Regions from separate parts of the Homo sapiens genome. Here region 1 is linked to region 2. The links are chromatin contacts, found by Hi-C or POLR2A ChIA-PET in ENCODE. All regions are on one chromosome and are shown on one strand. Each heading gives the region's core, a stretch centred on a gene start or an enhancer-like site at or near the end of the contact. The rest is flanking DNA. Distances are from core to core; before and after follow the strand shown.

Region 1 (3,774 bases), core at 185-2,684, 210 kb after region 2:
GGAAGATAGGCCAGGCAGCCCATAGTTTACCAATGAGATAGGTCCAAACATTCACTTGTAAGTCAATTAATCAGAATTCAGAATCCATTTTCCCACACAAACAGTGTGACAGATGGTAGATAGGTGTAATTGTGACCTAAGTTCAACTCCTAAAAGTTGTGGAAGAGAAGAGGAAGGGTTTCCCTTCCTCTTTTTCATAAGCACCTTGAATGAAAATTTGAAATAGCTGAAAAAAGTATTTACCCTACTCTGATCATCCTTTTCTGGGTTCTGCATTTCCTTACACATACACACACCCAAACACATTTTAGTTTCCTCCTTTCCAGGCTTTCTAAACCCTGTACCGGGGCTTTTTGGCAATAAAAAAAAAAGGACCCTATGTAACTAGATTACCTTATTTAGTAATATTTATTGAGTATCTACTATGTGCTAAGGTTTAGAGAGATTGCTATGGTGGCTGATATGGTAAAGGATGGGAGGGGTCCCAACTCCAGGCATAGAGATTATCAGTAATGAGTCAATGATGAGGACCTGAGCACCTCCTTCCTCACCTCAAAGGAAAAAATCCCCATCTGTCAGTGCAGCTGTCTCAGACAGGGATTACTAATAATCACTCTTATAATAAAGCAGACTAACACACATTAAGTATGAATGATGATAAGAAGGAGACCCCTTAAAAGTCTTCACTGTTTTAAAATGAACATGCTTGTTAGCCATAAAGAATCTATAATGGACGCTATTTGGAGCAGAAGAGGAGTATGACAGAGGCAATAGGGAAAACTTATATAAAATGAGAAGAGGTTGTTGTGGGAGGAGACACACCACAGGCAGGCTGGCTCTGCCTGGAAATTTATCAGAGGGTCAGCCCATAAACTATTCCTGATTTTCATAGCTTCTTTCCTTCTTCTGAAATAAACTCTGAGTGTGTCAAGGTTCTCTGTCTTCCCCATGTGACAGGAGCAATAATCCTCCAATTGGGCCAACACAGCCTTTTATAAGTTAACTGTTACTCTATCACACCTTGCATTACTGCAGAAATTCCAAAATTGTAACTTTTCCTGGATACATTATGGAAAAAAAAAAAAAGAATAAAAGCCAGGTATGACTCAAAAAAGTTAATCAAGTATATCTGGGTCCAGGTGGTAAAGCCTTGGGTGATAATGGCCAAAGTCAGCATTACAATGGGTTGGCTGGTGGGAAGGGTCCTTCAGAAGGGTAGAATCCCAAGGAAGACACTCTGATTTTCAGATGCTTAGCCCTGCTAAGAAAGAAACCAGGATGATATATTTGCTTGTCCTGTTCTGACGCAGAACCATTCTTTTTCTGCTTTCTCCTTAGTGTTGAAATAATAAGATTGGGCAACAGTTTATATATCAACTGGGATCGGAAGATGTTTTATGCACCAAGGAACACACCAGCACAGGCTCGTACTACCACCCTTACTGAGGAGCTCGGCCAAGTCAAATATGTGTTCTCTGACAAAACAGGGACTCTGACTCAGAACATTATGATTTTCAACAAATGTTCTATTAATGGGAAGCTCTATGATATGCATGTCTTCCTGCTTTCCCCAAGTCCTGGGAAATTTTTACTTTGCAAATTGTTTTCAAGACTAATCTAGCTCTAAATCTGTAAGCCTCTGGAATTCACATTTATCTCCTATTCTCACAACTGTCTCTATTCTCTAAGCAAAGACCACCCAGCCCAAACAGTTCTAACCAAAAAGCATTTATTTAGCATCTTATAGGTACAATCTATTGTGTTGGGCATTGAGAATACCGAGATGTGCAAGACTTAGTCTCTGTCCTCAAGGAGTCCCCAATGTCTATGTACTCAGTTCACTCCCACTTTAAATCAGATGGATGTTGGTCAAAGGGTACAAAGTTTCAGTTAGGCAGGAGGAATAAGTCTTCAAGATCCATTGCACAGCATGTTGATCCTAGTTAATAATAATGTATTGCATATTTCAAAATTACTAAAAGAGTTTTAAATGTTCTCACTACAAAAAAATAAGTATGCAAGGTGATAAATATGTTAGTTAGCTTGATATAATCATTCCATGGTGTATACATATATGAAAACATCACATTGTATCCATAAATATATACAATTAGTATTTGTCAATTAATAATAAAATTAAAAATAAATTAAATGGAGCAGTCAATGTATTACTGAAGCTGCTAATTTCTTGATTCCCCTTTACAGCAATAAATATTATTGAGAGAAACCATCAAAGGGTAGTCAGAGTTTGATCAGTGTCTCCCAGGCCCAATCCCTTATTTATCTTATGCCTTAAGCATAAGCTTGTTTTTGTGATAGAGTTAAGTCCTCATGTGTGTGAACAGTCATACCCAGTGTCCTAGCTAACAGAGGAAGGTAATCACATCTAAAAAACTAGAACACATGGAATAATCTTTCTGGGGTGACGAAAAAGTTTAGAAACTTGAGAGAGGTGGTAGTTGCACATTGTAAATGCACTAAATGCCTCTAAATTGTACACATTAAAATGGATAATTATATGTTAACTAAGTAAATTTCATATCAATAAGTAATTGAAATTTTTTAATTAAAAAAAGCTAGGCCGGGTGCGTTGGCTCACGCCTGTAATTTCAATACTTTGGGAGTCTGAGGCAGGCGGATCACCTGAGGTCAGAAGCTCGAGACGAGCCTGGCCAACATGGTGAAACCCCATCTCAACAAAAAATACAAAAATATTAGCCAGGCATGGTGGCACATGCCTGTAATCCCAGCTACTTGGGAGGCTGAGGTGGGAGAATTTCTTAAACCCGGGAGGTGGAAGTTGCAGTGAGCCAAGATCATGCCACTGCACTCCAGCCTGGGTGACAAGAGTGAAACTCCTGTCTAAAAAAAAAAAAAAAAAAGACTAGAGCACTCTAATATTTCCTATTATTTCCTATATTTCCTATTATTTGTTTGGTAACCATGTCAAACAAATTTTCACTTATATAAACTCTGAAGGCTTATTTTTGGATGAGCTGATTTGGGTGAGCCTCTTAATTCTCTGACCTGACCATATACTGGGTAAAGTTGAAAAGGACCATGAGTGTTTCCATGCTTGGCATCAGACATGTCTTCTACCCCTATTCAGTCTGTCATCCACTGGTCAAGAATCCCAAACATTCTAAAACTGTGTCCACATCTCTTCTGGGTAACTCTTATGATTGGAGGGCTTCCTGAGGTGTGAAGTCTATCACAGATCCAGTGACTAACTTCTAGCTTCATCTTATTCTCACTTAGGGGAGAAGAGTTGAGGCCCAAGCAAACCTCTTCTTACCATTGGCTTAGGGAAAGGAGCTTACTGGGAACTGGGAGCTAGGTGGCCTGAGGAGACTGGGGGGCAGGCATCTTGACTGCAAGTCTAGGATGAAGGAATCAGAATAAATAAGCTTTTAAGGCCCCTCCTTTAAATCACCATATGACCCAGCAATTTGATTCCTAGGTATATACCCCCAAAACTTGAAAACAAGAACTCGGATACATGTATACCAACGTTCATTGTGACATTATTCGCATAAGTCCAGAGATAGAAATAACCCACATGTCCATCCACAGATGAATGGATAAAGAAACTGTGGTATAGCATATACATACAATGGAATGTGAATCATCCATAAAAAGTAATGAAATTTGATACATGCTACAACATGGATGAACCTTGAAAGCATTATGCTAAGTGATGTAAGCTAAACACAAAAAGACAAAAATTTTATGATTCTACTTATGTGAACTATCTAGAATAGGCAAATTCATAGA
Region 2 (4,214 bases), core at 462-2,961:
CATAAATGAAATTGGCCTGTAATTTTCCTTTCTTCTACTATCCCTGTCTGTTTTTTGTAGACAGATTTTGTAGCTTTTTTCTTAGCTGTCTTAACATTATTAATTATACTCTAGTTGGACTTAAGCTTTCTGTTTTGGGCCTGGGAGAGATTCATTAAATATAGCTTCTGAAAATATCTACTCTGATCTCTTAGGTCTGCATTCTTCTTAATACTTAAAATTTTGGGATTCCTCATGGTTATGTCTATGTACTGTCTACAAAAATCATAATTATTTGTAGTGGCTATTATTTATAACCAAGTCCTTTTGTTACTTTGGAGTGGATCTTTGACCTTCAAGATGTTTTGAACCTGGCTGGGTGCAGTGGCTCACACCTGTAATCCCAGCACTTTGGGAGGCTGAGGCGGGTGGATCACCTGAGGTCAGGAGTTCAAAACCAGCCTGGCCAACGTGGTGAAACCCCCATTTTTTATATTTATAAAAAATATAAATATTTATAAAAATATTTATATAAATATTTATAAAAATATTTATATAAATATTTATAAAATATTTATATAAATATTTATAAAAATATTTATATAAATATTTATAAAAAATATAAATATTAGCCATGTTTGGTGGCTCACGCCTGTAATCCCAGCTACTCGGGAGGCTGAAGCACAAGAATTGTTTGAACCCAGGAGGCGAAGGTTGCAGTGAGCCGAAATAGCTCCACTGCACTCCAGCCTGGGAGAAAGAGTGAGAATCTGTATCAAAAAAAAAAAAAAAAAAAAAAAAAAAAAAGATGTTTTGAACATTTTTGTGATTGGCAATTTTGCTAGTGCTATCATATTGTTTACATTGTACTTGACTTTTCTTATTCTCCATGGAAATTAGTAATAACAGTATCTACCTCTGACATTTGTACCATATTCTATTGCTTATAAAGTATATTTTATATACAAAAAGTGTTTTGTATTTTGGATCCCAACCATTTGAAATGCTCTTCACCACTGATACTCATAAGAGTGTTACGTACAACACCATCAACTTTTGTCTGGATTATTGCAATAATTATTTACCCTCATGTTCCCTACAGTTCATCTCATACAGCAGCCAGATTGATCTTTTAAAAGTATAATCAAATCATAATTCTCTCATGCTTAAAACCCTAAAGGGCTTCTAAGTACACTAGAAAAGTTCGAATTCTTACCATGATTTACAAATTCTGTTTTGCCAGTGCCTAGAACAAGGCCTTGCACGTAGTGGATACTCAATCAATATTTGTTGAGTTAATAAGTAACTCATTCATTGGCAGTTTTAGAGAAGCATTGACTTGCCTCAGATCTCATAGCTTATGAATAAGTGACCACGTCAGGATGAGAACTCCAAATCTCATGTTTGCAAGTTGCCTGGCTGAGTTACATTTTTCTAATTATCCAATGGACCCTGAACCAGACTATTCTCACTGTCTTCCAGACTCTGTGTACCCCTGTTAATTTGTTTGTGCCTTTCTCTTTCTGTTTTGCCTTCTAAATCGGGCCCATCCTCAAGATTTGGACATAATTCTTTTCCTTTTATGGAACATTGTCTTATGTCTTCAGTACCGTGTACTTGTTTTTGTGGTGGTTGTGGTGGGTGGGATGGCGGAGGTTACAGTGCTAGTGGGAGAGGAACTCTTATAAATACCAGATATTGCACCACATGCTTAGGTAAGCAGTTCCACTTATTTCCCATGTGACCTTATGAGCAAAGAAGCACTATTACTTAAAAATGAGAAAACAGCCCCAGACAGGTTTTCACTTGCATCACCTGAATGGGGAAATCTTCTATACATTAGCCCCAGGAAAACTCAGAGGGCTGTGAAATATTCTAAGGATTCTAAGGCCAAACCTTCTCCAGCTGCCTGGCAGAGCTAGGTGGGTGCCCAGGTGCCCTTGGTCAGGACAGTTCTTCATTATCCTGCTTTATTTAGCCTGTCTCACTTGGCCAGGGCCATAACCAATAGTCTGGCCTATATGTCAACATCACACAGAGAAAATAGGAGCAGGATGTTCTGTTTCTGTTCAATAAAAATTTTGTTTCCAAACACTAAACCTTTTTATAGGTAGTTGTGATTTTTTTCCCTGTCTTTACTTGGGCTTCTGATTGTATTTATTTATTTATTTTCTCCTTTCTGCTTCTAGTATTCTAGTCAAGAAGAAAGCCAGAGGAAGCCATTGCCCACTGCTGCCGCCCAGTGTTGTAAGTGAGAAACTTGTCTATGAATCTCTTTTAATTGTAGCTTTCTGTCGCTTCTCTGAACATGGGTTATTCTGAGCTGGGGAGGGTGGAGATGTCATGTGTGTAAGCAGAAGATATTCCTGAAGCACATCTGTTCAGGCGCCTTTCTCTGATGGCTGTCTATCTATTAGCTTTAGGGAGACGTTTTTCGGTTTTGTATGGGGGGAGTAGGGCTCATCTTTTTTTCTACATTTGTTAGCTTCTACCCCTGGAGGAATGATTTAACCCCCTCTATCCCTGTTTACCTGTTATTATTCTTTAAGGCTCAGTTTAAATATCATCACTTCTGGGTAATCTTTGTGCTGTTTTCTCCTTCTCCCAAGTCTAACTTAGGTCTCTCCTGTGTGCTTCCATTTTACTGTGTGCACATCCATCATATGACATATATATATTTCTTTGACATGAACACAAAGTTTTAAAAGACATAGACATTGTTCCATTTTATATTCTTTGCATTTGGCTCAACACCTATGCATAGTATACCTCAATAAAATTTGATAAATGATTGACTTATTTCTCCTGAGATTGATTTGTCAAGATCACACAGATTAATTATTGAAATGAGCCATACGTTTTTGGTATATTGTTACCCTCTCCCCAGTTTCCCTCAAAACAGCTTGAGACACTAAAGGACTGACTTAGAGTCTGATCTATTTCGCTTTTTCAACCTGTGATATGTGTGTGTGTGTGTGTGTGTAGGGGGATGCGGGGGGGGGGGATTTTGATACTTTTGTGTTGCTCTGTTTTTTCTGAATCTCATGCCAAACTCCATCAACTACAAGTTGAAGATGATGGTAATGATTGTAGCATTTGTTGTTGTAATATTAGTAATAATAAGAACTGTAGGCTGGGCATGGTTCCCAGCACTTTGGAAGGCTGAGGCAGGAGGATTTCTTGAGCCCAGGAGTCTGAGACCAGTTTGGGCAACAAACAGATACCTCATTTCTACAAAAAAAAAAAAAAAAAAAAAAAAAACCAAGTGTGATGGCATGTGCCTGTAGTCCCAGATACTTGGGAGGCTGAGGTGGGAGGATGGCTTGAGCCTGGGAAATCGAGGCTGTAGTGAGCTATGATTGTGCCACTGCACTGCAGCCTGGGCAACAGAGCAAGACCCTGTTTCAAAACAAACAAACAAACAAACAAACAAACCATAGCAGCTAACACTATTGAGGTCTTACAGTATGCCAGATGCCATTCTGAGACTTTAAGTATTCTAATTTATTTAAACTTCACAACAACCCTAAGACAGATTTTACTGTTGTTCCCATTTTTGAGAGCAGGAAACTGAAGCATAAATAGATTGAGTAATTCGCCACAAATCACATAGCTAGTAACTGGTGAAGTAAATATTCAAACACAGAAAATCTGACTTAGTAGCTCCTACCTCTGTGTGAACCACTGTGTTATATTGATTCCTTCATATTGTTTCTGAAAAGGAAAACCTTTGTCCATGGTTTGTGAATCTGTTGGTTGCCTTCAATTTGGTACATTCTATAGGCCCACTTTCCTGATAAAAGTAAAGGCCAATGGTAGAGGTGAACTTTTTTTTCTTTATTTAAAGAAAACCTATTTTTCATATGATTTATTACTAACTTTTGTTTTTTGCTGTTTAGGACCGAACATTTAAGGTCATAGGAGGTCAGAAGAATCTGAATCCAAAACCAGGTTTTCAGGTTTACAGGTCCTTTTCAAAACTCATTGTAATGAGTTCATTGTGATTGATTTAATCTTTTAAACCTTTTTCCACGACTGCTAATGAGAAGCAAAATGTAAAGATTGAGATTTTACTTCCTACTCCTTCCTGGTCTCATTGATGAAATATAATTGAAGCGATTAAAGCGCAAATGCCAAGAGGGCAGGAGGAAATAAAAAACCTTAAATAATCAAGCAACTTTATTCCCATACATTTTTCATATGTTTACAGGCTATTTTATTTTTCTGTGAATAAG

The links. A loop is a pair of places that touch in the nucleus more often than their neighbours do. ChIA-PET counts read pairs that join two places held with the same protein, here RNA polymerase II (POLR2A). Pooled maps may share reads with other maps.
Region 1: a map of aorta shows a loop between it and region 2 (4-fold over the local background). The contact joins two enhancer-like sites. A Hi-C loop is called at or near these places in 36 of 168 maps with a recorded cell type or tissue (Caco-2, Calu3, GM12878 and 23 more), 22 of 37 single-sample maps with no recorded cell type and 36 of 50 pooled maps. POLR2A ChIA-PET finds 5 or more read pairs at or near these places in 2 of 52 experiments (A549 and MCF 10A).

The regions. Positions count from the first base shown.
Region 1 is chr9:35,469,682-35,473,455 of GRCh38, forward strand. It overlaps the pseudogene ATP8B5P. Among named protein-coding and RNA genes, the nearest start is that of RUSC2, 19 kb to the right of the region's middle. Within about 2 kb of position 1,435, at least 5 of the 41 ENCODE cell types and tissues checked have a DNase peak (open chromatin) inside an H3K27ac peak, as active enhancers do.
Region 2 is chr9:35,256,825-35,261,038 of GRCh38, forward strand. It overlaps UNC13B (unc-13 homolog B), which reads left to right. Exons shown (of 40, transcript NM_001371189.2): 7 at 2,169-2,226. Among named protein-coding and RNA genes, the nearest start is that of UNC13B, 97 kb to the left of the region's middle. Within about 2 kb of position 1,712, at least 3 of the 41 ENCODE cell types and tissues checked have a DNase peak (open chromatin) inside an H3K27ac peak, as active enhancers do.